Regions from separate parts of the Mus musculus genome. Here region 1 is linked to region 2. Evidence: chromatin loops called from intact Hi-C (ENCODE). Cell type or tissue: heart. All regions are shown on one strand. Links, peaks and the distances in the headings refer to the core of each region. The heading gives the core; the rest is flanking DNA.

Region 1 (15,937 bases), core at 3,790-11,789, 99 kb before region 2:
GATTCTCTGCTCAACCAAACGAGACGCTTTTAAAAGGTTTGGCACGTGTGTCCTTAAGTTGATCCCATAAAGGCATATTATAATTCATTATAATGTAAAATTAGCCAAGCCTTGAATTTTTGATAATTCTGTGGCCTCTTGAGGTCTTTAGTAGTCCACTGGGTGGTTACAGAACCATGTAATTCCATCTGGGAATTAGATTCTTAGTCTTTCTGTCTCATAGAATGCTAGTGAGAGTTGAGATGTCTGAGTGCTTAACAAAACAAAGCAGCAGCAACAACCCCCCCCCCTTTTATTAGCTGCTTAGCTCTCTGTATGTGGAGTTCACTGCAGCACGGCTTCAGCCATGCAGTACGGCAGGGCCAGAGTGTTCAGGGCTCTCATTGCAGGGCCGAGTCTGACTCCTCCTTGGCTGTTCATCCAGGTTACCCTGAAGATGGGGCTTAGCTGAAGCAGTGTCCTGCCCTGGGTCCTCCCAGCTAGCTCCCAGCTGTCTGTCATGCACATTATCCTTAGAACACTGTCTTCTTACCTCACCTCCTTGTCCAGAGCTCTCTCCCACTTACCTGTCACATCAGCTCAACACTGCGCTCATGGGCCTTTGTTGTAAGAGACAGCATGGTTCCTAGCAAAGCCCATGGCTTACTTGCCCCTACACTGAGTTGTCTGTTCCAGATAGAAGCTCCTATCAGTGCCTCTTTCCTGTCTTACTATGCCTCTCTGCCTGTAGCTTGGCTATAGGTTTTCCTCTGCCTCACAGGCTCTGTGCTCCTCTGACAAATCCAAAGTCTGTCAGTCCCAGTAGCTCCCAGGTCTGCTGTCTTACCCAGCAGAGCTGGTAGACTGCTATACTCTCATTTGCTGCTTCTCTCCAGGTGGAAGCCGAGCTCCCAGTCTGGCCCCTGCAGCACCTGTTTGAATAATGTTAGTCATGGAACAAGCTGCCCTTGATGCCTCAGTCTTTGGGACTACCTCATTTCATTGCCTCTGGGACAGTGGCTGCTTGGTAGCCTGTACCCTGTCTATAAGTTATGCATTTTTCTCTCCCTACCTTGAGTTTTTTTTTTCCCCTTAAAAATACAATAAAGCCAGGCAGTGGTGGCACATGCCTTTAAACCCAGCACTTGGGAGGCAGAGGCGGAGGCGGAGGCAGAGACAGGCAGGTTTCTGAGTTCAAAGCCAGCCTGGTCTACAGAGTAAGTTCCAGGACAACCAGGGCTACACAGAGAAACCCTGTCTCAAAAAAACCAAACCAAACCAAAATAATAAAACTGATAATAAGAGTATAAATGATATGGCTTATACAGACTACTTTTGCCTCAGAGCTAGTGTTGTGCCCAAACCAGGATGCTCTGATGACCGCCACTGAGGCCCTTATGTCTTCTGTGAGGTGGGAGCAGTGGGCACATTTTCCTTCTAGTAGATGGATTTTATTGGCTGTTTCCATATCTGCTGAAAAGCATATACTTAGAAAACCAGATCGTTTGGGCCATTTTCTCATTGTGCAGGGCCATTCCACAGAGCACCAGCTGTGGGAGTCAGTTCCTTGATCCAACCACACAAACGTTAGGAGAGATTAGACAAGGTCTGCCAACCCAAGTGCATGACCCAAATACAATCTTGTGTAAGAGGCATTTCACTAAAAGCTGTGCAGCGATGAGTTAACCAAACTGCCAGACGTCCTGGCTTTGCCCTGACCCATGAGGCTAAAAGTCAAAGTGGAATCTTTTATGCTACATTTCCAGTCATGGATCTGAAAACGAGTTATTTATCCAACCTCAGGGATCAGGATTAGTCCACTAGCCACACTTCCCAAACAGGCCTATTGAAATCGCGTGACACTGAAGTTCCCTGTTTTAATCCTTACACAGAAAGGGTCACTCAGCTGGTCACTCATTTCCCTGCGGTTTCGTTGAACCGACTGACAGTCTCTGTTTCTGCTTATTTCTTTCATTCCTTCTGTTTACACCCTTCTTTGGCTTAGCCCACTTCATCTTGTGGCATGAGATTGCCCAATTATAGACGTGAAGAGAGAGAGCAGGAAGTTCTGATTTGCAGGAGCAGCATAGAGTGGAGGCCCTGCTGTGCTGATTGCTGTACCAGACACTGTGCCCAGCACATATGGGGATCCACTCAGTATATCGCATCCTTTTAGTGTGCAGAAGGCCAGGAGCCAGCAGGGTAAGGCATCCTCTTGGCATGCAGGAGGCCTGGAATCCCTTCAGTAGATTCTGTCAGCATGCAGAAGTCCCAGGGTTGCTCTCTGGCATTAAAACAACAAACTATTGAGTTCATTGTACAGAGCAGAAGCCAGGGTGACTTTTCAGCCCTCTCCTTGTAAAGTACCTGATGGTTTGGTTTTGGTGACAGGGACAAGCCCAGGGCAGTTTTCCTGCTGAGCTAGTTTATGTATAGAACCCCATCCTACCTTGAGATTTTATGCATTGACCCAGGTAAGATGATCCATGTCTTTATCTAGTTAGTAATGCTTTTAAGGGTTAAACATTGCATGTTTGTTTGTTTGTTTGTTTGTTTGTTTTTCTAGACAGGGTTTCTCTGTGTAGCCCTGTGTAGTCCTGAAACTCACTCTGTAGACCAGGCTGGCCTCGAACTCAGAAATCTGCCTGCCTCTGCCTCCCAAGTGCTGGGATTAAAGGCATGCGCCACCACGCCCAGCTTAAACATTGCATTTTTAACTCAAAGTAAGATGGCATATATTTTTAAGACCTACTGGTAATCAATAGATCCTCATGTTATAAATGCCACCAAAGTATGGTTCCAGCATTTGGTGGCTGAAAGTTTAGGAAGTGAGTTGTCCAAGTCTTGCTTTGTTCTTTCTGTTCCTTGGGCCTATCCACCTCTGTCAGCTAGTTAGTCGGCACAGTCTGAGTCAAGTGCACTCGGGGAAGGAGAGGCCAGCTCTTGTCCTCCTGTTAATGTGCCTCTGTGGCATTTGCTTGTGAATTTAGAATCATAGAGATTGCAGCCTGTCACTCTGCCCACACATCTGCTGCCAAGACACAAGGTGGGCACGTGTACATGTGGGGCCAGTGCCGGGGCCAGTCGGTGATCCTTCCACACCACACTCACTTCTGCTGCACCGATGACGTGTTTGCCTGCTTCGCCACCCCGGCTGTCACCTGGCGCCTTCTCTCCGTGGGTAAGCTTGTCCTTTCCCTCTTGGGACAGTTCTGAGAACGAGGAAGAGGAAGGTACTTTTGCTGTGCGACCTTAGGACTTGGGTACAGGATCTAATGAACCTCTTTCTGGGAGCCCTTGGGGAGGGGAACTAAAACTATTGGAAACTAACACAATACTAATTAGAGGTAATTTGATTTGATTGCTTTCAATCTGAAAGCTGTCTTTCAGATAAAAAATATATCTAGAAACAGTCTAGACATTCGGACATCTTAAATCTGATTCAGTTAGTGAAACAGTTGGGAACATTTTTGGCTTTGGCAAGTTTACAATGAATGTTCAAAGGCGTGAATCCATACCCAGAGGCAAAAGCCTTGTATAGCTGTCAGTTGTTTGGGGGATTCAGCATTTCTGGAATGCCCAGCGAGTAGGGGCCTCCTCCTTGCCGTCATGTTCAACTATGACTGAACCCAGAAGCACTGTGTTGCTTTCCCTTAGAACCTGACGACCACCTCACTGTGGCCGAGTCTCTGAAGAGGGAGTTTGACAACCCTGACACTGCAGACCTCAAGTTTCTGGTTGATGGAAAATACATTTATGCTCACAAAGTCCTTCTCAAAATTAGGTAAGAGTGGGCCTCTGTGGGCAAGAGTGTCTAATGATCCCTGGGACCCAGATGGTGGGTAGGCAGATAGAGCTGGCTCCCATTCATGTCCTCTACATGCCTGCTGTTGTGGGTGTATGTCACACTAAATAGATGTTTAAAATAATTCGTAAGAGCTGGTCTCTTTTGAGGAGTGAAATTAATTCATTTATCAATCACTTCAGATATCCTGACTCTTGAGTAAGGGAACTGTGCCAGACACTTGAGTAATTAAGAGGCAGCTCTGATGAGGCTGTTTGTGCCCTTAAAGCACACAGTGTCAATGGGGTAGGAGTGGGGGAATGAGACAAGATGTGGAAGGCAAGGTGGGCCACAAGTACTGGGTTTGTTCAGGGAATAAGCCATGGAAGTTCTGGCTGTAGCTTAGTGCTGAATAAATAAGTTTTGCCCTTGGAACAGAGCCAGATGCTCTGATTTAACTTTACTGCCTGGGGCCTGAACACAGCCCTGCAGACAGCCCTGCAGACAGCCCTGAACACAGCACTGCAGACAGCCCTGAACACAGCCCTGCAGACAGCCCTGAACACAGCCCTGCAGGCAGCCCTGAACACAGCCCTGCAGACAGCCCTGAACACAGCCCTGCAGACAGTCTTGAACACAGCCCTGAACACAGCCTTGCAGACAGTCCTGAACACAGCACTGCAGATAGCTCTGAACACAGCCCTGCAGATAGCCCTGCAGACAGCCCTGAACACAGCCCTGTAGATAGCCCTGCAGACAGCCCTGAACACAGGCCTGCAGACAGCCCTGCAGATAGCCCTGAACACAGGTCTGCAGACAGCCCTGAACACAGCCCTGCAGACAGCCCTACAGACAGTCCTGAACACAGCTGGATTCGGATACAGCCATGCTGGAGAAAAAAAAAAGTGGTTTTTCCAGACCAAGAAGGACCTGGGTGATGCCAACACAAAAATGTTTTAAATCACACTTCTTACATTTACATTTATAAATGTAAATAAATTACATTTATTTATGTGAGCAGTGCATGATATTCACCTTATCTTTGTTCCATGTCACAGTCTATGAAGCCACCACCCTACCTTCAGATAGAAAAATCTGTCCTTCCCCAAAGATCCTAAGTCCCATACTGAGCAGCCAATGATTTTTTCCTTTCATACACACTACGCATGTTCTAGAAGCTCATATGTATGAAATTATATAGCATCTCTTCTTTCCTGCCTGCCTCTTTCCTTCCTAACATGATGATCTGGGACTGTGTTGCCACTGTGTCAAAGATATTGAAACCCTCTTTCCGTGACTCAGAAACCCAATATGGTATTTTGGTCTCAAGTTCCCATTCTGAAAGGTCACATAGTGCCACCTGGTTCACTCTCACCACGGAGCCTCTACTTTCACGAAGGAAATGGGGGTTTAGTTTACTGTGACAGAGCAAACACTGAACACGCTCAGCCTACACCATGACAACGCACTTTATCATATGAGCAGTATGGTGTTTTCTCTGAGGCAGGGAGAAGAACCAGGCCTACACTTGAGCTTGTGGTGGTCTGTGGCAATCTTCCTCTTTCTGAGGCATGACACGTAGCATTCTCCGAGTCTGCCTGTGTCCCAGGCTTCTCCTTTGTCTGATTGCCTTGGGGTCTACCACAGTGACTTGGCTTATGATGATTTTTGTAAAGAGCCTGTCTTCACATAAGTTCACATTGTCGGTTACTAGGAACTTTTAGGGACATAATTCAGACAGAATGGAGTAAAGAGACATAATTAATCAGTTATAAAAACAATACTTATCAGTAAAGACAGTGTGAGAAGGAGGCCAGAGATCCCCCGTCTCCCCCAGTCCAGCAGGCTGCATTGTAAAGTCAGCTGCTGGGCCGCCCACAGCAGCAGCAGTAGGCTGCAATGTAGAGTCAGATGCCTGGGCCACCTGCAGCAGCAGCAGCAGCAGCAGCAGCAGGCTGCATTTGCAGTCTTGCCGATTAGGCAATTGAAAAGCAAGGAGCCAAGGCAATGACAAGGTTTTTGGCAGTGTTCTGTGCCTGTACGAAAATGCCTGAGATAAGTAACTGACATAAAGGTTATTTGCTTACTTGGTGCGGCTGAACTGTAACTCCAGCTTGAAAGCTTACCCTGGCTTGGGGTTGATTTGGAGGTTTTGTTTGGGGCCTCCTGAAAAGCACCATATCTTGGTGGGAACTGCCTACTGGAACCACCCTACTACTGTCACAAATCAGGGGTCAAAGAGGAGCTTGGTCTCCATAAGTCCCCTTCAGTGCATTGCCCCAGTGATAGACCCCACACTAAGTTCCCTTCTCTAACCCTACCTCTTAAAGGTTCTACCACCTCCTATTATTGCTACCCTGGGACCAAGTTTTGACAGACTAGCAAACAGGAAAGGTATACAGCTTCAAGAGAAAGTCCTCAGGTAGTCCCTTGACTCCAGTCTAGAACCTGGGCTATGATCTTCCTTTCTTCTTTCAGGTGTGAACATTTTCGTTCTTCATTAGAAGACAGTGAAGACGATATTGTAGAAATGAGCGAGTTTTCGTATCCTGTGTTCCGAGCTTTCCTGGAGTATCTATACACAGATAACATCAGCCTATCTCCTGAGGAGGCAGTAGGTAATCATCAGAGACCTTACCACCAAGTTGGCAAATGTTGAATAATTAGGAAGGTGGCTTCTTTCCAGGCCAGGAGACAGACACTGCGATGTTTGCAGGAGCTCTTCTGGTGATGTTGAGCCTGCGCTTTTCTCTTTTTGGTCCTTGGATGTAGCATTTGCCTTTTCTCAGACTCTGCCACTGAGCTACACCCTCAGGCCCAGAACGCAGACTTCCCTTGTCACTACTACATATGAAGGTTGAGTGGGTAGCTCTAGTAAGAGGTCAACATCGATCACCACTGGAGCATCACAGGCAAGCATGGAAGGAAGGGCAGATGGCGAATCTTGTCTGTGAATGCAGAGCCCTAGAAGATCTCTTTGTCATTGCCCCAGAGTAGATCAAGGCCATGTCTGCTACACTCGGCTGTGAAAGTGGGCATTTTAGGTAACTCAGTTAAACATTTCACAATCTGAAATCTATTATATAGGTAATAGATTTTTTTTTTCATTTGGAGAAATCAATGAATAAGAATGTGAGGGTTGAAGACCAGGTCATGCCCAGGGAAAATAGCCTAGCCAAGAGAACAAAAGAAGAGCCACTGATTAAAGAGAAAAGAAACATTAGCAAGTAACAGAGTGCCCGGGGTCAGAGCATGTATGTCCCCACAGTACACTCTGGGTGAGTATTGAATAAGAGGACTCCAGATCAGTCTTTGAATTTGGCACAGTGAAGCCCATTTATGTGTGGGAAGACTCAACCGTGGGGCAGCTTCAGACAGTGGCAAGTGAGAGCGACAGCTAATGAGACTGCTCTCTGAGAGACTGCTCTCCAGGAGTGATGCTGAAGCGAAGCGGGGCAGAAAGATGGGTTGGAGGACAGGAGGCAGATGTGCCCACGACAGGGGATTCCTTTGTGTTATCTGGTGCTGGAACTGAAGGCAGGCTTGGCCTGCTGAGCTTGTGCACTGTGTCACTGCCCACTCCCAACCCAACCGGCTTTCTTTTTAATTCCGTGACAACATGTGTGCTGGTGGGCGTGGCCTCCAAAGATTCTGCTGACCCAGGAGAGGGGAATTCAGAGAAACACAAACCTGTTTCATTTCTAGGAAAAATTATTCAAGCCATTCTGATGTTAACTCCTATCCGTTGTCAGTGTCAGCTCAGCTCAGCTGTCTTCCCGGGGTGCTGTGAAGGCGGCTTCAGAGTTGCAGAGCTCATTTTGCCCGACGGATGGAAGCCCTTCACAGCCCTCTGAGCACTGCACCTCAATGGTCAGGCGCTCAGAGCGCACCCACAATACATTCTCCTTTCCATCAGGGTTGCTAGATCTGGCTACATTTTACAGTGAGACTCGGTTGAAAAAGCTCTGTCAACAAACTATCAAGCAAGGAATCTGTGAGGAGAATGCTATTGCTCTGCTCTCTGCTGCTGTCAAGTATGATGCCCAGGTAAGAAAAGCATCTTCCAGTGAGCCACTAAAAGTAACGTGTAGCTAGATGAAAATGGAACATACAGAAATAAAGTCTTAGAGAACTTATGTGACTATAATGGCATCAAACGTGTCTCAGGAACATTAGAAGAAGACACTGTGAAAGGCCAGGAGACCTAATTTCCAGTGATTAAAATCTTTCTACATCAAGCATGAAATGACTCTCAGGCCGAGCCTCACAGTGTGAGTTCAGGACCCACATATGGAAGGAGAGAACTGTCTCCAAATTGTCCCCGAGCTCCATACATGTGCTGTGACATGCACCATGGACAAGCTCCATACATGTGCTGTGACATGCACCATGGACAAGCTCCATACATGTGCTGTGACATGCACCATGGACAAGCACACACACACACATAAATTCACAAGTAAGTTAAATGACACATTGAGAAAATGTTTTCATAACATACAATAAAGCAAGTTCTTCATAGAAAAAAATGAAAAGAAAATATGGGCAGTTTGACTGGGAGAAAAATGAACCAAAGAACGAATGGCAAACATAATGAATGAGAGAAGCAGGAGATGATTCTGTCCTTAAAGAGCACATACTCGCACGGGGCGATCAGACGTGGTTTGTATTTCCTTCTCCTTGCTCTCTTCCTGAACTTTCTGCAGTGGCTGTGAATTGTCACGATAAAGAAAGGAAAGAGCCTTAATTTAGAGCTGAATCAGTAGGAAACAGGCCATAGCTGCTTGGAGTCAGCTTCCTCTTGGCATAGGATAGCCTCCCTCCCCACTGACTTTAAAAAATAGATTAGTGAGGGAGACTGGTAAAGACGGAGTGCCCTTTTCCTTTTTGGTAAACAGTAACATGCTTATGTAGGGGATTCTAAGTCTGCGGAGGAAACAATGCAGGGAGCAGACTATATGACTGTTCTGTCCATGGGCCTGGCTGCCCCCAGCACCCCAGGGCAGAGCTCAGTCCGCCTTCCTTTACTTTCTATTAAAAACTTTGTTTTGTGGTTCTACACATTGAATTTTAGACCTTTGTACTAGCCAGGCAAGAGCTGACCTCTGAGCTAGATCCCCAGCTGTCTTGTTTATTTTGAGGCAGATCTCACTAGTCCAGGTTTAACCTTGAACACTTTGTAGCCCAGACAGGTTTCCAACTTGCCATTTTCTTGCCCTTGGGCTCTTAAGTGTCTTGAAAAATAGGCCTGAACCACTAGGCCTAACTTGTATATATTTTTAAATTCTTAAAACTTGTATTTTTAAATACTTGAAGTTTCATTTTTCATTCAGTATTTAAACAAAACCAAAACACCATGCAACTGTATCCACATGGAGTAGGCTGGCTGGTAGTAGGGAATGTCCAGTGAGGTGGCTGTGTCCACCAGTAGGTGGTAAGGGTAGCCCCACCCAGGTCGTTGGCTATAGGAATGTTGAAAAGTGCTTGGATTCTAACTATACTTGATGTCTTAGATGTGGGATGGGGATGGGGAAGGCTAGATTAACGTTCATGTCAAGAATTTTGGGCTGCGTAACTGAAGAGATGAACAGTCTTACTGTGTGATGGAGCGTGGCAAGGAGCACCCAGTCAGTCGGCTAGGGCGACTAGGAGCAGCATTTTAGGAGACACACTAGGAATCTGGTCTCAAGGGTCTGTGAAGCATGCAGAAAAGACATCAGTGAGCCAGTCTGAAGTGTAGAGAGAAGTGTCCTGAGAGCTGTAAGAGGACACTAGCAAAGGACTCTACAGAAGTACCATGGGAAAGCCACTTTTAATGTTGAATGAAAAGTGAAATTTCAAATATTTAGAAATACACAATTCAGGACAGGTGTTTCAGGAGTTGAGAAAAATCCTTAAATACGCTGAAGCTCTAGTGAGTCAGGTTGCATGCTGTGATCCAGTACGAAAGCTACATTGTTGCAGTAGAGCCCTGCGGAAAGGCCTGAGAGAATGGAAGCGAGGAACTGGCAATGGGGGAGCCAGAAACAGCTTTTCCTGGTAATTTTACTTACAGATTTAATGGGAAACAGATTGAAGGGCCGGCTGAGATAATCAATGCATGTTTGTGTAAACAGGACAACAGCTTGAAAAGCAAGCTGATAGGGACAGTTGCTAGTGCAGGTCCTCAAATAGGTGGGGCAGTGTGACCTAATGGTAGAGCCAGGAGGTAGGCCTTATATTAATCATGGACCATTCACTATGATACCCAAAGAGGAATGTCCACAGGTTTCTAGCAAGAGGCAGAAGTGAGGGGAAGGGCTTTATGGAGCCTCTCTGAGTAAAGCAGGAGGCCCATTCGCTCGCATAGTCAGGGTAAGAGGAAGTATTGGATGACGTATGAGTCATGTTCCAGAAGGATGAACAGGGAACAGAACTAAGAGCTCTTATTAAAAGGTGGCTGTGTAAAACAATTGCATTTAAGTAGAGAAAGTGTTAGAAAAATAATAAAGAGCTTGTCTTATACAGTCAGAATTCTCTGGGAGGTCAGTTCTACTCTATATCAATTTATTTAATCCCATGAACTCTTTCTGAATTCCATTTTAAAAATAATTATGGGAAATTCCCAGTCCAAAAACCAAAGGAGGATAGACCTAAGTGGTAGTTTCTTAGGAACATTTGGTTTCCCAGTCATTATCAATTCTCCTGACTCTGGATCTCTAAGACACTGAAGTGCTCATGTCCCCACCTCCTTAGCATCAGTCCTGGTGTGGGTGGGCATCCCTCCAACATTCTGTAGAACTCAACCTAAGCGGTGCCACTCTGTCATGTATACTTTCTTATGCTGTCTGCTACTGAGTGGCTCTCAGGGTATTTGGCATTTATCCAGACAGCACATTCTTGTTGTCATGCAGGGACATGACTATTCCGTTTTGTCTTCAAGAGCTCATGTGGGGCAGAAATGTCCCACTGCCACTGAGACTCCAGCAGCCTGCCAGTCTGTTATGGGATGGCATGATTACATTTCCCTTGTGTAGCTAGTTTTCTTTCTCACAGGGGAAATCTCCTATGGGTTCGTGTACATGTTGGCATGGCTGTTTATTTTTCTGCATTCATCTTCAGCATTTGCTAGAGTTTACATACATGTATTTAGAGGAAAGACTGTAATAGGCAATGGACATGTATAATTTCTTGGGAACTGTTGGGAGCTTTATATTTTATAAATAGCTTCAACAACAGAGACAGAATTTTAAACTTTGAATATGAACAGGTGGTGGTACCTTTGTGCTGAGTCAGACCATACCTGGGTGTAGAACACTCCCTTAGAAAGCCTACTCTGCCCGAGGATTTAAGCCAATTCCTCAGCACTGATTTTATATAAATACATGTATTTGTATTGATACATATGTAATTCTGTAAAAATTACTTTGGCTCTGGAGACTGAACCCAGAGCTTCACCTGTACTAAGCACACAGTCTACTGCTTAGTTACTCCTAGTTAAGATTATCAAAGGTGAATGTGATGAAGTCCACCCATCCCACCCATTGTCCTGCAGAGAAAAATAAGGATGTTAATGACCCAGGCTTACTGGCATTAGCAGTTGTCATGTTGTCCTTTTGTCTATAAACTCTTCACAGGCAGAAGCATTTAAAAACACAGGGGAGGGCAGTGCTGTGAACAAGCATTGAAAGGGGAGGAAGGAATGACTGGAAAAGGTGCTGGAGGATGCCTAGCTTAGGTTCCTCTTTTGGAGGAAAAGGCTAGGCGTTTGGCCTGGCTGCATTGGACTCTTGTGTTATGTACACTTTCAGAAACATGGACTAATTGTTAATAATTGCTGTAGCTGTATCACGCTAACATTCCCTCCTTCTGGTCATCTGATCCTTTTTCTGAGAGAAATTCTCTTGCCTTGTTGGGCTGCACTGGGAATATAAACTCATCAAGCTGTTGTTATTGTTCCTAGGACTTAGAAGAGTTCTGCTTCAGGTTCTGCATCAACCATCTGACTGTAGTAACACAAACGTCAGGCTTTGCAGAAATGGACCACGATCTTCTAAAGAACTTTATCAGCAAAGCCAGCAGAGTTGGAGCCTTTAAGAACTGATCCTGAATGTGGAAAAGAATGCTTAAGCCTTCCCATTTCACCCCAGCAAAGATAAATAAATAAATGAATAAATAGTAATTACCAAAAAAAGCCATTGACGAACAACTTCTCTGTAACTAACAGTGTTGATGAGAACTACATCTGGCCAGATTCTTGTCTTCTGTCAAAAGGCTGTAGTCAGTTCTCTCTATCTGCCTACCCCGAGATTTACAGTAGCAGGCACTGAGGGCTCCAACTGGGTATGATATACCACATAGAAGCTGAAAGTGTACCAGTGCCACTCTTGTGGGGAGTCTCCCTCTCCCAGCACGTGCCAACTGTAAATAGCTTTGTGGGTAGGTTGGTGGGGACTGTGTTCACCTCCTTTCTCTGACCAGGGATCTGTCTGGTATGAGCTTGTACAGGTCTCTTACATGCTGTCAGTCTCTGATTTCATACCTGTGTGTCCTGTTCTTTCAGGGTAGGCCCAATGCTTATGAGTAACTCGCTAACAGCTTTCTTGGCTCTGTTTTGTGTGTGTGTGTGTGTGTGTGTGCTTTTTGTTTTGTTGTCACTTTTGTTGGCTAGTTGTCTTTTTTGGAAAGTTGGGAGGTTTTGGAAGAGGTTGAAGTTGAGAAAGAAGAAGTATCATCTAAAAAATAAACATTATAGTTACCATTTCTTCCTTTGAGTCACCTATGGTAGATATCTGTGGGGAATTGATAGTTTGCTAATCTGGAGAAATGGTTCAGTATTCAGCTGGCTGATACATAGTTATACAAGGAATGCTGTCATGCCCACATTTTTAGCCTCTAACATAGTACCTTATATATAAAAGGCACTCAGTTAATTCACTGTCCATCATAAGGGTGCCCCAAGAACAGCTAGAAGGTTGGAAAAGGAATAAACAAAATTAGAAGTCTGTAATTACTGATATTCATATTCTTTTAGTTTGTAATTCTGAGAAACAGTAGCTAATTTAGAGCATATTAGCATTCATAAAATGCCTTAGCAACTACGTTGTCAAAGGCCCAAGGGCTACTTTTGATTTTCTACTTTCTGCATTAACTTCTCATAATGGCATTGTTGAAAATAAAACATTAACTTTGAATGTTACTTCTGGAATCCTATGCCTTATGTAATTGCATAAAGCCCTTTGCTTTTCTTTATATTGAGGGTCTCTCTATATAAGATTGATTATAGGTTTTTCTTGTAGCTAGCTTTGGTTTCTTAACCAGGCACTAGTAAATACTAGATAGAAAGGAACACATTTCATGGGTAGCATTGTGATGGAGAAATGAGTTTCTAGACCAAAACAAGCCATTGTGTAGCAAAAGAGAAACAAACTGAACAAAATGTAGCACTGGATTCCACCAAGTGTCTCACAATATGATACTATGTTAAGGAAATCTTTTTGAAAATAGAAATCTTATTCTCATGTATAATTATTTGATAATAAAGAACTTGATAGAACAAACTGCCTTCTTAAATTGTTGAGTAACAAAATCAAAGTATCAAACTTTTGTCTCACAGGTGGATAAAAATCCCTTTTATGATCTGTACTTATTAAAAGCAGATATTCAGATGTCTTATAGCAAAGTTGACTCTAAGATATAAATGGTTCCTATTTTTTAAAGGCCAGTTATTAATTTTATTGCCTTGGTGTTTATTGGTAAAATTACAGTATTAAGAGTTCTCCACAGTCACAGAACTTAGGAATGAGTCAATCTCTCCCTCCATCCCCTCTCTCCATAGATATGGAAGGAAGGATGGATGGATGGATGGATGGATGGATGGATGGATGGATTGAAGTGGTAACTTTAGGGTTCTTTGGAAAGTCAGTTGGATAGTGTTCTGCTGGGGCAAACACATAAAGGAACATTTAGCTGAAATGGACACAAGTGAAAGGCTAAGGCAGACTCCTGAAGGAATGTTTAGCTGAAGCAAACACGGGAGAAAGGATGTTCTGCTAAGGCAAACATGAAAGGACACATGAAGGATTCGTCACTAACAAGCATGTATTGGTATTGGTCCTCCTTACATTTTGTAGTTGAGCTGCATTTGTCAGGACTCCATGTGCACCAAAAAAAAAAAAAAAAAAAACCAAAAAACAAACAAACAAACAAAAAAAACATCAGGTGATGTGCTGCTACTTTTGTTGCCACTTCCTCAGACTTGGGCTGATTGACAGAGTGATGTCAGCTGAGATAGACACATGTACTGAGGCAAGACATGCAGAAGATACGTGATGTTTGGAGGGATTATAAAAAGGACTTTACAGACAGTGGAGGAAGCTGAGCTTGGCTTGCTTATAGAGTGCTTGCTGTGCAATGCTTGTTAGTCTCCAGTCTTCGCTGATCTTTGATTCCCTGAGAGAGGCATAACCAAGAACAACTCCTGGCATTCCTGCTGGTCTCTCCTGCTGCTGACTCATGCCAAGGCTGAGCCCTGGTTGTCTCTGCTAGGTAGTGCCACAGCTACTGATTCTTCTTTGCTATCCTGACTCTATTGAACTGGACTGCTGGTGTATCCATGAAGTGTCTGCAAGTGGATCTAGCTGCCGCTGCTAACCTGTGAACTAAAGTGCTGATTTCCAGATAACACAGATGGGAGTTGCTCCAAAGAACCAATTCTAAACAGGTCCACCTCCCCTGTATCCTTTCTTTTCTACTACCTTTGGTGAGTCACAGTGAACTACAAGAGAGGTTAAGGTGTTTAAGAACCTTCATTAGAAATAGGTTTTGAAAAAAATTAAAGATAGATACTTAGGGGATTTACTGAAATAGCTTATAGGCTGCAGTCTAGCCAATCCAACAATGGCTAGCTGTGAATGGAAAGTCCAAGAATCTAGTAGTTGCTCAGTCCCACAAGGCTGGATGTCTTAGCTGGTCTTCTGTATATACTGGAATCCCAAAGAGGTAGGCTCCAATGCCAGTGAAAGGATGGATGTCCTAGCAAGACAAGGGCAAGTAGGCAAAGAGCAACAGTTTCCTTCTGCCTTATATAGATTTCTAGCAGAAGGTATGGCCCATATTTAAGGGTATGTCTTCCCAAATCAAGGTTTGGATTAAAGGCATGTATTTGCATCTTAAGATTCAAATTAAAGGCCTGTGCCCTTCAGTCTTAAGATTCAGTTCCTTATATCTTAAAGGTCTGGACTAGAAGTGTATTCACCTACTTCAAACCAAGCAAAAATTTGCCCTCCGTTTCTGGATTGTAGTTCACTCCAGATGTAGTCAAACTGACTAAATATAGTCATTACAGTTACTATTGCTGTGGTACCTTGACCAAAACAAACTTGGGAAGGAGAGCTTTATTTCAGCTTAATTCTCAGGGCAGGATCTTAAGTAGAGGCCATGGAGGATTGCTGCTTACTGTCTTTCTCTCCATGGCTTACAGAGCCTGCTTTCTTATACAACCCAACACTACCTACCCACAAGCGGTACCACACACACTGGCCTGGGCCCTCTCATACCAGTGATTAAGAAACAGTCTGACAGACTAACCTATAGGCCAATTTTAGGTATTTTCTCAGTTTCAAGTCCCTCTTCTGAAGTAACTCAAACTTGTGTCAGGTTGATATAAAACCAGGGTAGTTACTTGTTTTAAAGCCATAAAATTTTTGCAGAGTTTTATAATTTTGCATAAAAACTGAGATGGTATAGCTATGTTCCTCTGTCTCCTACTTCACCAACATGTGTTACCCTGACAGATTCAGCATCTCCTCCCGAGTGGCACACTTGCTCCAGTTGATGAAAACCTTCACCCAACCTTATCCCATGAGGGCTAGATTGTAAGTTTCCCTCTTGGTACTATACCTTCTGTGGGTTTAGACAAATACACTGGCTCATCTCCATTGTTCCAATATCACATGGAATAGCTGTGGTCTACCTATCCATTCTCCTCCCTCCTCAACCTTTGACCACCACTGGCCTTTTTAAAACATATATGTAGAAATATTTTTTCCCCATAACTGTTAAGTGCAACACATATGTGCCTATTACCTGCAGAGGGAAGAAGATAGGGCTGGAGTCCCTGGAACTAGAGTTCTGGATGGTTGTGAACCATACCATATGGAATTGAACCAAGGTCCCCCCAAGAGCAACAAGTCC
Region 2 (15,937 bases), core at 4,662-12,661:
GTAATTTGCATTACACATCCTAAGTCACAGTGCACTGAAGGAAGTAAAGGCAGGAGGAACTCACCCCAGAATTTTGTGCAAGGTACAAGATATGGAACTACTTTCATTTTCTACGTGTGACCAGTAGTGTTTGTTGAAGATGCTGTCTGTTCTTCAGGGTATATTTTGGCCTTTGTCAAGTTAGGTGAAGTGAGAGCATGGGCTTATGAATAAAACTATCCTCCCAAAAGCCATCTCTAGATCCAATGGAATCCTCATCAAAACCCCAATGCACTTCTTTGCAGAAGTTAGAATGATAATCTTAAAATTCATGTGGTGATCCAAAAGACTCAGGATAGCCAAAACAATTATGAAAAATGGAAACACTAGTAAAGGCATCCTATTAAGCATATCTCTTAACATACCATGTATTCCATGTATCTTGAATAAGTTCTAAATAAAATAAAATCCACTTACCATGTATAGTTTAAAAATTACAGATTACTTAAGTCTTTTAGAAAAGTAGTATCATTAAGTATAATTGCAGAACTGATACACTTACTAATAAAACTAAGTACCATTAGTATCAATAGAGAATTACCTGTCAAACTAATGATGTTTTCCAGAAAATATACCTTATATTTTCATATTATATGGATACATAACTGGCATCAAAATACTGTTCTTTCAAGAAACTATTACAATGAAATGTTAATACCCCACTCTCCAAGACTTCACTGTGTAGTATAGGCTAGCCTCAAGCTTGCAACAACCCTCTTGATCCAGCCTCCCAAATCTGGAGATTAAACAAAGGATCACTATGTCTGTCCTTAAATTTTATACACTTTGAAATAAAGACAGTAAGATACTTAGAAACTCATGTGAAGAATTAAAAGAGCCTTCATTACTCCTTCAAGGGAGGAGAGTAAGGTCTTGAGTAACCATAAAAGTCACTATTGCTGGGGCTGGAGAGATGGCTCAGCAGTTAAGAGCACTGGCTGCTCTTCCAGAAGTCCTGAGTTCAGTTCCCAGTGACCACATGGTGGCTCACAACCATCTATAATGAGGTCCGATGCCCTCTTCTGGGGTGTCTGAAGAGAGTGATAGTTTTAAAAGTCACTATTGCTAAAGCATAAAATTTGCCAGTTTCTCAGGACCTCCACAGTTCTATAACTTTGCATGCAGACATACACTTGTGTTTATAGAACATAGTAAAGATTGGTGTTGTAGCTTTGCTTTTGAGACATCGTATGGACTGCAAAGAACCACAAACCATTTAGAGATGAAAGGCTGATTAAATATAATACAAAACATGCCATATTCGCAGGTTTCTCTATACTTCATATTTCACATACTACATTTTTATAGTTACTAGAGATTAATTTAAGTCACAATGACTAATGCCACAAATGACCAAGTACTAAAAACAAAACTGCAGACTTCTTTGAAGCAACTGACTCAAAGCACTTATTTTTTCTTGACACTGGTACCTTCCCTCAGATTCTTGGCTTTCCGCTCTAGGCTCCAAGCCTTATCAGCTAATTGTAGCCTAACCTGTATTATCTGGTTCTTCTGACTGCATTCCTCACGGGTCAAGCCTTCCCTTCTTGCTTTCATGCCTGCTGGCTTTGGGCAGATCCATGTGTTCTCACGTTTCTAACGGGTAATCCCCAATCTGTGGGTGCTCTGTGTCCCTCTGCTTACTAGAATCTGCACACATCCTGTTAATATTGCTCTGTGAAACATGAAAGCATCACATTTGTCACACCTGTCCCTGGTCCTTCATTCCTACCACTATTCACTTGGTCCAGTCCTTTGGCATGCCTCAGCTGAACTACTCCAAAAGGTCAGTGTAGAGATTCCCACTCACGAGGCATGGACAGGAAAAGAATCCTCAGGTTATTCTCCTGCGCACTGTGGTCTAAGCACTAAGTTGCACTGACAGTCCTATTTCTAACCTGTCTGTCTTCACTTTTCCTCCATGAGCCACTGATAGGTAAAGCTGTAAAACTAAAGTCTGGGCTGGGGTGTAGCTCAATGATAGAGCACCTGCTTAGCATGTGCAAAGCCTTGAATTTGATCACCAGGAAAACAAACAAACAAAAACTTCTCTGAGAAATCAAATCTATGTTTATCTTTCCTTGTGTTTATCATCCATTTAAAACACAGACCACACCATTGCACTAGGTAAAGTGAGGATGGCATACTAGTCAATACCTGCTTTCCATTCCTGCAGTTTATGCCCCATCTTACAATTAGTACAGAGCAGCTAGTAGTCCCCAGATCCATTATGCTGTGCCACATTTCAGTGCCTCTTTATATAATATTACCTCTTGGTAAAATTCACTTGAGACAAATTCCATACACTTTGTGTTACTAAAACGAGCCTGTTCACATACCTACTGTAGCTGATAGGTCTCACTGCTTGCTTGCAAGGTACCAAGCACCATGACAGGTCTTAATTACTAAAACTGTGAATAAAAACCCATGGTCCATATGGAAAGCAACTTAAAGGCTATTGTTGGTATTAGTGAAAAACACGTAAATATGTAAATGGATTTACAGTTATATCGTGAACATAAAGGAAGAGCAGATGGCAGTCCACAGAAAGAAGAATTTCAAGAAAAAAATGCCAAGTATGAAGGCTCTCAAGTACAAAAGAGCTTTGACAATTCAAAAACTGGAAAAAGACCAGTGTGTGGCCAACACAGAGTAATCAAGAACAAAACGAGGTTGGCTAGGCAACGGAAAACAGGTCATGTAAGGTCTTAGGGATTGTTAAGGAATACGCTTTGTATTCTAAATGCAAGTAGAAGCAATCAAAGGGTTTAAGCAGCAGTCACACACAATTTAATTTACATTCACAGACTATTATTTCCAGGCTCTGTGGAAAACAGATTTATTGGTAGGAGAAAGCTACAGTGGTAAGAAATGAATGACACGATCAGTTAGATACTAAACAAATTCAAGAAGGAGAGAGCTGACCTGCACAAAGGTGAGGGTGGACAGAAACGGGGGAAAGCATGTGGAGCCCTCAGCTGGATCTGACCATTAGAACCAAAGTGGGATAGCAGTGAAGAAGGGACATGAAGTAACCTAGGCTATGCAACATTAAACACTGATGCTTCTCCTTTCTGAGTGAGACATACTTTTAAAGTTATGTTTCTTATACATAAAAACAACCAAGTTATATATGTAACATAAGCAAGTCATAAATCGACAAAACAGTCCTCCATACACATTTGTTACATGCTGTGCAAATACAAAGTCCAACAAAGAGCAAGTCTGAAACACTAACACAGTCTGAATGAACAATTATGAAAACTGGACCCAGGAAAAGGCATACCTAACTGGAGTGTGTGGAGTAACCACGTTTGCCTCTTCATCAGGGTTGTTTTTTCGTGGCGTTCTCTCTGTTTCAAAACTAAATGATACGTAAAGTAACTCATACTGAAATTTACAATTTGTGTTTATGCACCAAAAAGCAGTTATTACTTAATAATCAATAACAATAATTAATTCCTGTTGTTGAGAGCATCACACGAATGTTCACTATATGGTAAGTACTATGAAATAAGTGCTGCCTGTATGATTTTTTTGTCACCACCGTTCTTCAGCATGGCTCTCCTTCATGGTTTACAGAAAATCGTGCACCAACCACAGGGCACAGCTTTCTGGAAAGTGGAAGCTGATTTCTGGCTGGTGGTGTTCATGGCTAAGCTTCGTGAGATCTTAAAACAATGCAGAACCCATTTTCCAGTGCGCTATGCTGTCCAAAGATTTCATTTCTACTTAGATAGAGCTAGAAACATTTTACTGTGTTTAACTTCTAAATTATATGTTTTAATTTCATAGTAAAGTAATTCTTCTTAAAGAGTCAAATTAGCTTTATATGTGAACAGTTAAAAACTGTAATTACTCTCAGCCATTTCCTATTTTAGAAATCTCTACATGGTAAGTCAAGAGGATATTTTCTTAAAATTGTTTGAAATATCAATTAAGCAACAGCATATAAAAAAGAATGGAATGAAAGAGGAAACTCTTGAGTAAACTAATTAATTCAACCATTTTCTTTTGGTACACATTTAAAACTTATCTAGATGACCAAACAAACAAACAAACACAAAATCAGAAAATTGGCTTAAGAAATACTTTACACTAAATCTCTGTTTGTTATTAATTGTATGTTTAAAGAACTACCTTTGCACTAGACAAAGACTTTTGAAAATAACCTGCTACAAAAGATGTTAAAAGATTTATAAGTTAGTGAAAATCTACATAACATATCTGAGTAATTATTAATCCAAATAAAAAGCATACCAATATATAAACATTATGTCATTGCAATACCTGTCTATAGGATCAGTCTGAAGTGTTTTATCATGATCCAAAAACAGTCTTGCATCTAAATCTTTGTTTTTAAGATAAACTTCTTCATAGCGTTTAGAAAGACTTTCAACCTCAAAAGAAAGAAATTGGCAGTTATTCCTTTTTGTGTTATGTCTTTTAGAATACATAAGTAGACTTCATTAAGGAACTTTTATACTATGTACATTTAATTTTAAAACATACTGAGTCCAGATTCAAAGTAAGATCGGTCTAGAACAGAACATTACACATAAACTTTATTTATTTATTTTTTTACTATTTTACATATACATTTCACTTATTAGAATTTTAGCTAGATGAGGGTCATCAATGGCACAAAATAGTGCTGAACACAAAAAAAGTCATCACAGGTTGACCATTTCCTACCCAACATGTTTAGAACCAAAAGCATTTAATATTTTAAATTTTTTAAAATTTTGTAATACTGGCATATAAAAATGAGATGTCTGAATGACAACATCTAAGTACAAAATAAAATTATGTCAGAAAGACATATTATTGTATGCAGAGTATGAAGGTAATTTTAGACAACCTTCTAAAATACTTTTGTGTTCTGAGTAGAACCTTTCACTTGTGGTCATATCAGTGTTAAAAAAAAAATAACAAATCATTAAGGGCTCTTACTATAACCATGATTTGCTGTGATTTTTCTCCCCCTTCCTTCTAGTGGTAGGGAAAAACCAAGAGTCCTGTACATACTAAACACACATTCCACTACTACTTGAGCCCTTTAGTGTTCCCTGCCTAGTTTGGTTTGTTGTTGTTCCAGTGCTGGGGACAGAACCCAGGATATTTGACATGTACTCTACCACTGACCCACATTCCCTTGCCCTTTCTGGGACTTTCAAATTCAATGCTTAATCTTGGGCTAGAGAGATGGCTCAGTGGTTAAGGGCACTGATTGCTCTGCTGAAGGTCCTGAGTTCAAATCCCAGCAACCACATGGTGGCTCACAACCATCTGTAATGGGATCTGATGCCCTCTTCTGGTGTGTCTGAAGTCAACTACAGTGTACTTACATATAATAAATAAATAAATCTTTTTAAAAAATGCTTAATCTTGAGGTAACAAAAACTGCATTATAAAGAAAAAAAGGTAGAAGAATGCAAATTGTGTGTTTTTTCCTACATAAATATACTGGGCAGAGTGGTGACTAATCCATGGCTAAGATTAGTCACCACTCCTGCCCTACCTTAGAGAAGCACAATCTGACTGACAATTATATGTGCAATACTGAAAATGTCGAGTTTCTCTTAAGGTACCCATTGAAACCAACCCTTTATTTAGGATACTCTGTAGAGTTGAGAACAGCGGGTTTCTAATGACTAAGGTAGGAATAAGACTATTAAAAGTCCAGGTCCCAGACAAGTGGTGCCGGCTCACGCCTTTAATCCCAGCACTTGGAAGGCAGAAGAAGGCAATCTCTGAGTTCACAGCCAGCCAGGTCTACAGAGTGAGCCATAGCTACATAGAGAGACCCTGTATCAAAAAACAAGGACAAAACAAACAAACAAACAAACGAAAGACAAAAAAGACCAGTCCCTTCTTGCTTTCCCAGGTCAGTAGTGGACCACTCTTCTATCAATCTTGTAAGAAACTTTGCAGTTTATTGAAGAGGTTCTACTACAACATACCACTGAGCCTTTGAAGTGACCAAATTCAGTCACTTGAAAAGCCATCTTGCATAGAGCATGCTCAGCTCAGAAATCACACCACCTTAAAACAGTGTTCCAGGAAATTCACCTGCCCCAGTTTGGATGGGAAAGTCCTCCGCAGGAAACAAGAACCCATACATACTTCCGTCAGACTCTTGGAGATTCTTTGTTATCTCTGGGTTTTCTGTTTGTTTGTTCTGCTTTTGTTTGGTGTGTTATTATTGTATATAGTTTTCATCATGTCTTTCAAGAGCATTAGTACTCTGGCCGTACAAACCCTCCCATACTCTTTCTTCCCTTCCCCAAGTCTTCTGCTGCTCTCCTGTCATAATGAACTTCAGGGTTTTCTGCATCTATGTAAAATCTAGAATCCACAGATTAGAGCAAACATAAGGTATTTGTTTTTCTCTGTGGTGATGCAATATTCTTAAACTATCTACTATATTCTAAGAGACTGGAATTTTTGCTGTACCTCACAGCCAAAGTTATTAATATACCTTGAGGCCACTTACAAATTAAGACTAAGATACTGTGTACTCAGACTGTTTGCTTAACCTACCTTTAAGACAACAATGTAACCAACCACCAACCTTACCTGCCTTGAATTTCCCACCTAATCAATTTTTACAACCTAAGGTAATGCATAGCTGCAATTTTAAATTGCATGCACTTCCGTGCCTCTGACCTAGATAATGCACGCATTTAATTTACTGAAAGCTGCAAAAGCAGGAGCTGAAGAAAACCTTCCTAAAATCCGTGACAACATTTCAAAACAACCCTTTATGGATACTGCTTGATTAAAAAAGAAAAAAGAAAAAAAAAAAAAGGTCTTTGTTATCCGGGTTGGCTGCAATCAGTTGGAGCCAGTGAATTAATCCCTTGCTTAAACTTCTAAAGATTTCTTTGAAGTATCCCATTCTTCCCCCATGCGATGTGTTCTATGCTGTTCAATAAACAGAACAAAGCTCTTTGTTGGGGAAAAACACTCTCACACAAACACACACAGCTCAAACAACAGACATACACAATCACAGACATTGAAACAGACAGACACAAGGACAGCCTTTAGGCAGGCACGGATTCAGATGCACAGTAGACAGTACAGAAGACACAATGAGTGTCAGGTAGAGAAGTCAAATCTGGACTCTTTCTTGGTTAAACAACTCCAAGAAGTACTTTTCTTTCTTTAATGTGACACTGTTGTATTATTGGTAACTCAGAATTAATCACTGATATGCTATAATCTGCACATTTCTGAGTTTATATTATTTTACTTAATATTATGATCTCAAGGTATATGCATTTTCCCATAAACAGCATAAATGCCTTCATTCTCCAAAGGCTTAAAAAACTCCGTGTATAAATATCATATTTTCTTTATCCATTTCCTGAAGAGACATCTAGACTGATTTTGTAAATTAGCTATTATAGCTAGAGCAGCAATAAGCGTGGCTATACAAGGATATTTATGGTATACTGTCATAACATCTCTGGAACATACACCCAGAAGGGATACAGGTGGGTCATTTAGTAGTCCTATTTTAGTTTTTTTCAGAACTTCATTATTGATTCCATCAAGACTAGACTAATTACATTCCCATTATATATATATGATATACAAAGATTGATAGCTTCCAAAGAATTCCTCTCATTCCATAGGCTGTTTGTTCATTCAATTTCATGCAGTGCCTTTTAGTTTCATTCGATTGCTGAGCAACTGTAATCTTTCATTTTTCTCAGAAGATAGTGTATCTACTTTAAAGCATTCTGCCTATGGTTTTCTGTAGCAGTGTTAGTTTCTGTTTACATTGAGAATGTTGATACAGCTATTTGACCTTCATGGGATGAGAACTAGGATCTAACTTCCGTCTTCTGCGTGCAGTTTCCCTAGGATGGCCTGGGAAGAAGCTGTGGGTTGTCATTTTGTTTCGGTTCTGGTGGCATTCCTTCCTTTGCTGGGTCATGGAATAGTGAGGAACGGTGTTGAAGTCAGCAGTGAGTCCACCTGGACCTGAGCTTTTCTAGTGAAGAGACTCATTACCTTCCCAATATCACTCTAACAGTTCTGTTTATATACTCTTGCTCTACTTTTCTAAGCCATGTATATCCTGAAATTTATCCACTTTTTTTCCTAGAGTTTCCATTTTACTTGAATATTAGGTGTGTTTGTTTGTTTGTTTGTTTGTTTGTTTGTTTGTTTTTTCCGAGACAGGGTTTCTCTGTATGGCCCTGGCTGTCCTGGAACTCACTCTGTGGACCAGGCTGGCCTTGAACTCAGAAATCCACCTGCCTCTGCCTCCCAAGTGCTGGGATTAAAGGCATGTGCCACCACTGCCTGGCTTGAATATTAGTTTTGAATGGTGCTCTAATGATCCTGTTTTTCATTGGTATTTGTTTCCTTTTCAACACCTAATTTTATTAAGTTTTGGGTCTTTCTTCTGGTCCATTTGGCTCAAGGTTTATCAATCTTGCTTATCTTTTCAAAGAATAAACTCTTCATTTCACGGAGGTTTTGTTTTGTTAGGGAGGGGAAGAGGGAGGGAGCACATAGGCTAGCCTCTAACTTAAACGTCTGCCTCCCCCACTAGCACTTTTTTTTTTAGTTATCCATTCCATTCGTTTACACCTCAAATGATATCCCACTTCCCATTTTCCCCTTCACCACACCCCCATCCCACATCTGCCCTCTTCCCTCCCTCCCACTAGCACTTTTAAGGACAGTGAATGAAGGCTCATCTCTGTACCACGTGACCTAGCACAGCACTTGCACACATTGAACACATAACAAGCATTAAGTAAACTCCTAAATAGAATTACCAAGCCAGGTAAAAGAACCAGCTGTCCAGCTTTCTAATTCTGTGTCTTCTGACAAACTATGGTAACTTATACATCTGAATGTACATCTTTACAACCTTTGTCACCACAGAAAAGCTGTCTTTACAGCTCTACTCAGCTTAGTTTTCCTTGAGAAATAAACAACTGACATATAGTAAATTGATTTTAAGAATTGTAAACAATTATTCCATTCCCCCAAAGTCTCAAACAAACCATACTAGTTTTAACTGAATTTTTTTTCAAATTACCTCTGGAAGTCCATTAGATGATACAATTCCAAGTGAATTTATAAAAGGGATAAAATTTTTGAAATAAACATTTTTCACCTGAAAAATACAACATTTGAATATATAAATCTAAAATTATCCAGTAATATGATGATATAATTTAAAACAAAATAAAATCTAGTCCTAGTAACCCTCACATTAGCAGTGCTACCTGCCACTTACATTGCATTCAAAGTAATGATACTAACTTATAACTGATTCGATCGTTTACTTTTTAATAATGATTTCATAAAACAGAGTTTAAGTGGAAAACTGTTAATGAAATGGGATTAATGGCATGAGGAGACATTGAAACCAACATTTTAAAATGACATTTATAAAACATATTTAGATTACTGGTTGCTCTACAAGTGCAATGTGCTATAGAATTTTTAACCAATTGCTTTTCTTAATCTAACTTTTTTTCCCACTTCTTTTTTCTAACAAATAAGAATTAACACAGGAATTAAGTCTAGGAAGCACTCACTATTTTTGTTTCCTAATTTGTTCACACTTACCTAAGATATTTAGTAATCAATTATTAAAATTAGCCACTAGTTATATATCCACAAATGCTATCAAGTATCAATTAAAATATTAGTTTTTATTAGCTATGCTTGAATATTAAATATGTAAAGATTCTAAATTCTAAGAATAAATTCCTTAAGGTGAAAAACGTATTTATTCTAATATGCAAAATAAAATTAATTTTAAGTAATTACAAAAAGCCAGGGAAATAGAAAATGTATTTACTACTATTTGTTCCCTTATGACTAAACAGCAGGATTGAGACAGAGCTACTTGTACGACATTTGTCAGCTTATTTGCATGCGTAACTTGTGACCGTAGAAAGAGGGAAAGTGAACACCTGGGTTACTATGTAAATGCAATACACCTATACAGATACAGAAATTCATAAATTAGCAAGAAGCACCGTGGTAGAGCACAGCTGGAAATGGCTCTAGCACTGCTTTAGTCAGTACTGGAAACAGGGGCTTACTCCTTCCCAGAGTTGTCAGAATTCCAAAGATGCAACACTTCACACATCTGATGACGAATTACAGACAAAATTTCAATAAGTAAACTGTGAGAGAAAGAATGTACTGGATGAACAGAGCCTGGGAGACATGTCCTAAACGCTATCAAAGGTTCAGCGAGTGATGAGCAACCAGTGTCTGGTACATGCCTGCTCATTACTACAGGGACGTGGGTACATTACCTGTAAAAGTCCTTTCAATGCCTAGATTCTTGAAGAAAATAATTACTATATGTGTTTAAGTTCTCCCCAGCAGTTATTAACAGCTGATATTGTATTTGGAAAGAGTCATAAAATACTAAACAGAAAATGAATGCTAGATGACTTTAGCTTTAGGGAAGTGAGAAACTGAGGTTTCTTGGCAGGGTGTTTGAAAACACTATGGATACTAGTAAATTCAATGGACTAGAAGAATAATGCATTTGAAAACTATCATCTTCATGCTACAATCCAGTGAGGACAGAAGGGAGCTATTCTCTTTAAAAGCAAAGTAAGAACGTATGAAACTGTTTTTTTCCCAGAATTTTGTTCCTATGTAATAGAAGTGGTCCTACTTAAAAAAAGAAAGTATGCTCACAAGAAGTATATATTGACAGGCAGACTTAGCATATATATCTACTTCAGCTGTTTTAAATAAAGTGTAAGAGAAATTACCTCATCTATATTACACTCGTGTTCTTTACAGAGAACCTCGATAATCCTCGTATCATTTTCTAGTTGTTTTGCTATCCGAGCGCTCCTGTTCTGACCTCTTCTGGGTGTTCGAGGTGAACCATTAATGGGGATTGCAGCTGTTTCTGTAAAAATGGTAAATTAGAATAAAAACAATTGTGTATTCCACATTGACCATTAATGAAATTGGGCTGTGGATGTAACTGAGCTGGTAGAGTAACTTGCCTAGAAAAGCATGAAACCCTGGGTTCATTGCCAGCACCACATAGTCCAGCAGTGCTGGTATAGACCTGTAATCCCAGCATTTGGGAGGTGGAGGAAGAATCAAAATTCAGTACCACCACTGTCTACACAGCGATGTCAAAGCCAGCCTAGGCCACATGAGGTCCTATTTCCAAAATAATTAAAGTTAGATAAATTATAAAATAATGCTACACTGTAATTATAACTAAGATGTCTGAAATAATCCTGGTAGAATTTTATTCTGCTTATTATGGTTTACTATATAACAATTTTAACTTATCAATTCATGATTATTGGGACACTCTTGTTCTGCAGTGCTGGCAATCAAATCCAGGGTCTTTATGCACGCTACACAAATCTCTATCACTGAGCCACAGACTGCCCTTGAATATCTGTTGTGATGTATACGCTGCTACAAATTTTTGCAACTCACATTTTTCTTTTACTCCCAATCTCATTCCCCCAAAGCTACATCCCATAAACCCAGAGAAAGACTGACAAAAAATTATTTATGTTACTTGTAAGTGTATTTTACTCAGGATGTATGAGCAAAAATATTTCCTAGGCTGCTGAGATTGCTCAGTGGCAGAGACACTTGATATCAAGGTTGACAACCTAGTTCAATCCCTGGAACCCATTCACTGGAGTAAAGAACTGACTCCTGGAATCTGTCCTTTAATTTTTACACACAGGCCCAGACATAATCCTCCCACTTGTGCTGTAGGGGACTGGAGAAATGGCTCGGTGGTTAGGAATACTGGCTGCTCTGTTGGAGTACCCAGGATTAATTGCCAGAATCCATAATTATCTGTTTAGTTCCAGGGGATAGGATGCCCTCTTCTGGCCTCATAGGCACCAGGCAAGCATGCATGCTGGCAAAACACCAGTACATATGTTTAAAAACAAACAAACAAACAAAAAACAGATCTAATATAAAATGTAAGTACATAGCAAGAGGAATCCATGAATAAAGGCCACTGCCACCCATGTCTGATGCCCTGAGTTTGATCTCTGTGACTCACACAAACAGAAAAACAGAGAACTGACTAAAAAGTTGTCCTCTGACCTCTACTTGTACTCAGCCACACGACACATACCCCCTCACACACAAATAATATCAATAAAAATAAAATTCCAAAGTGTGATCTTTAAAAAAAATAAATAAAAGATAAACATAATATGACAAATTGTGATTTTCTTAAATAACCTGTATTATTTTGAACGTTGCTGACCAACTACTTAGTAGACTCAGCTATTAAGAAGATTACAGGTGATTAAGTATGGTCTAGCCACTCTAGAAATCAGTGTGGAGAATACTCAAAAGCTAAAACACATCTACCATTATTACCCAGCTCTCTAATTGAACTTAAGACCCACTCAACAATAAGGAAACCATGCCTGGTACTTGAAACCTAGCCAACTACCTAAGGGCTAGTGATGTTACAGATACTGGAGGAGAACCTGCAACCCCCACTTTATTAGACCAGTATAATTCCTAGTAACAATCTATAAACATTTGTCCTTATACCACAGATAAGTACTCTTCACTCCTTATCAAGGAAACTTCTCTGTATCACAGATGGAGACCTTTACAGAAAATCACAACCAATCAAAAATGCAGGGCTGTGAAGCCCAGTCCCGATGGACAAACCTACAAAACTCTAGAGTCCTTACGGCTTAAGGGCCCTTGCAGACAAAGGGACAGAAGGCTGCAAGAGACAGAACAGGAAAGCTACATGTCCTAGAAGCACAATATGTTGAATAATTCTCAAAATTTTCCAGGTTATGTTTTCCCAGGAAGTCACTGTTCACAGAGATGAATTAGGCTTCACCATTTCATCCTCTTCAACAGTACCTTTAGACTTGATGTCTTGATCTGCTATCTACTAATAGCACTTCTATCATTCCAGCAGCTAGGAATCGGCTTGTCCCTAGTTTAGTTTATATTTCTATAGTATAAAAGTGATTCAAAGTCCTATTCTTGTGGTGACAAAAAGAAACATTTCTATTCCAAGAAACTGATTTATTTACACTTAGATTTGTTTAATGTTATCTAACTAGATCAGCAATAGTTACTTTTTTTTCTTTTATTGGATATTTTCTTTATTTACATTTCAAATGTTATCCCTTTTCCTGGTTTCCCTTCCGGAAACCCCCTATCCCATCCCCTCTCCCCTTGCTTCTATGAGGTGCTCCCTCACCCACCGTCTCACCCACTCCCACCTCCCCACACTGGCATTCCCTTACACTGGGTCATGGAGCCCTCATAGGACCTCCCACACTGTGAGCTAAAACAACCTCTTCTTTCAGTAAGTTCATCTCATTGGATTCTGTCACAGAAAACCAGAGCTGAGAACAAAGGCCGAGTCCACACCTGATAATGTTTCATCATCCTTCAGTTTAAGGACCACACCAGTCCTATAGACAGTCAGTACGGAACTGCTGAAGAAAAGGAGAGGAGCGCTGTATTGTTTACAATACTTACTGTATGGCTCTCTGAGTAGTGCAGGAGGTGAGAACTTAATAAAATAGTCAACTACACACAACATTAGCTGAAATGAGATTACCAGGTCATCTTCCATCTGTAATACTTCTCCTAAAATAAAAAAGATGCACATTTAAAATTTTTTAACTATATTTATCTATTATTTCTTTAGCTACCTGTATGTGCATGCACATATGTTTGTAAGCACATGCATGTATGTATGCATGTACCACAATGCACATGTGGTAACCAGAGAACAACCTGCAGGAGCCGGTGCTCTTTTACTCCGTGGGTCCCATGACAAACTCGGGTTGCCAGGCTGATGGCAGGTGCCTTACATGCAAAGCCATTTCACTGGCCTCAAGAGTCCCACTTTAAAGAAAAGTTAGAGACTGGTACCTTTAAATTAGATAAAAAAAATGTGGGTAGTAATATATTCATATGCTCATTCATTTGCTAATCGCTACAGCCACAATAAAGACTTTTCTCTTTTTTATAAAAACAAAATAAAAGTGAGATTTAAAACATAAATGAAGTTACAAAATTAGGTAGTATTAATCTACCCTCTGGATTTTAAGATTAAGGATTATAATGATTATTCTTTTTTTTAAAGTGATTTATTTATTTATTTAATGTATATGAGTACACTACTGCTCTATTCAGACACACCAGAAGAGGGCATCAGATACCAATAACAGATAGTTGTGAGCCACCATGTGGTTGCTGGAAATTGAACTCAGAACCTTCGGAAGAGCAGTCGGGTGCTCTTACCCACTGAGACATCTCACCAGCCCCTAGTCAGTGTTCTTAACTGCTGAGCCATCTCTCCAACCCCCAATAATTAATTCTTATTAAAATCAACTGGCACTGTTTTTTGTAAAATTTACTTCCTATCTTGGTATGACTTGCAAAACTCACATTTTCCAGAAACCATGCTGAAGCACAATGCATGCTTGTCTTTTATTTAAAATACTTATAAAATATCTCATATGCTCAGTTTAACCCCCTATAAAATATTACAGTAGCCAAAACCATCAAGAAACAACAAACTCAGAATATAACATCCTAACAGTTTATGCTATATATATATATATATATACATATATATATATATATATATATATACACACACACACACACACACACACACAAAACTACAAGGCTTATAAAATAAATGCATGATAGGTATTTATATACAAACATAAATTATTTAAAAATATAAGTGCATATTTTCTTGTGGCTCTTTCTCTCTCTCCCCCTCTCTCTCATTCCCTTGCTCTTTTTTTTTTTAAAGACAGAAGTGTAGGGGCCAGAGAGATTGCTCATGGTTAATAGCACTTGCTGTTCTTGCAGCTGATCCAGGTTAGCCTAACTAGGTTAGGCTCCTAGTACCAAGTGTCTGTTATTCCTATATCAGGAAATCTAATGCCGTCTCTGGCCTCCCTCCACAGGTACCTGGCATAATACAGATACATATATGCAAGCAAAACACTCATACACATAGAAGATAAAAATAAATACATTTTAAAATAAAGGAAAAGCTTGACTGATTCACTTTCTCTCTTCTGGGTACCTGCTAAGCTTGTAATAATGACAATTAATATTGAAACTGCCAAATATGTGAGAAAATTAATAACCCAGCATCAGGTAGGTGTTTTAAGTCCATATGATATGGTACAAAAGAATGTTTGCAATGAATTCAGTAAAGAAATATTACAGGAGTGTAGACAGCAAAGAAAAAAATCAATGATATGAAAATGTCACTATAAACTCATTTGTATGTTACCTAAAAGGTAAGCTAGTGAAGAAACAGGGATGAGATTGCTATCAGGTGTTTCCCAGTACGAATCGCAAAGGCGCAAAGCCGGGAGAAACAGCCTCTCCCCTGGTAAACAACCTTCTGAAAGGAAGGCGCACATTAGCCAGGGGCCAGGAGAGGCAGTACCAGCCTGCAACGATGCAGCAGAATGCTCAGCTTTCCACCTTCTGACTTGCAGGGAGAAGTCATTGCTACAGAAGGTAAAAGGAACCAGTGCTGCCTGGGAAAAGAGGGGAGGATAAAGTTTGTCCTACAAAGACTCAGAACTGCAAAGGCTCCTGGCATTCCAGATAAATTCTCTAGTCTCACCCTTACCTTCTGCAAGGTAGTATAATACCTGTTTATAACACACTGCAATTCTTTTTTTTTTGCGGGGGTGGTGGGGGGGTGGTGGGTTCTTTCAGACGGTTTCTCTGTGTAGCCCTGGCTGTCCTGGAATTCACTCTGTAGACCTGACTGGCCTTGAACTCAGAAATCCGCCTGTCTCTGCCTCCCGAGTGCTGGGATTAAAGCCGTGCGCCATCACTGCCCAGCTTCACACTGCAATTCTATAGGGAA

Evidence for each region. Hi-C counts contacts between places; a loop is a spot of excess contacts. Peaks named below come from ENCODE experiments on the same cell type or tissue, not always from the same donor. Only the 100,000 strongest peaks of a DNase experiment are listed, where the experiment ranks them.
Region 1: a loop joins it to region 2, with 1.9 times the contacts of the local background. A loop is called at or near these places in 3 of 42 quality-filtered maps.

The regions. Positions count from the first base shown.
Region 1 is chr14:73,170,754-73,186,690 of GRCm38, forward strand. Rcbtb2 (regulator of chromosome condensation (RCC1) and BTB (POZ) domain containing protein 2) reads left to right here. Exons shown (of 15, transcript NM_001170694.1): 11 at 2,970-3,160; 12 at 3,637-3,763; 13 at 6,242-6,381; 14 at 7,680-7,810; 15 at 11,706-13,302. The coding sequence ends at 11,846. Among named protein-coding and RNA genes, the nearest start is that of Gm52109, 12 kb to the left of the region's middle. In heart, for the core only: no CTCF peak of the experiment used is centred there; a DNase peak (open chromatin) is centred at 8,548; H3K27ac peaks cover 1,080 bases.
Region 2 is chr14:73,269,308-73,285,244 of GRCm38, forward strand. It overlaps Rb1 (RB transcriptional corepressor 1), which reads right to left. Exons shown (of 27, transcript NM_009029.3): 7 at 13,561-13,671; 8 at 10,815-10,957; 9 at 9,107-9,184; 10 at 4,330-4,439; 11 at 3,326-3,403. Among named protein-coding and RNA genes, the nearest start is that of Lpar6, 39 kb to the left of the region's middle. In heart, for the core only: a CTCF peak has its summit at 11,923 (motif pointing left); no DNase peak of the experiment used is centred there.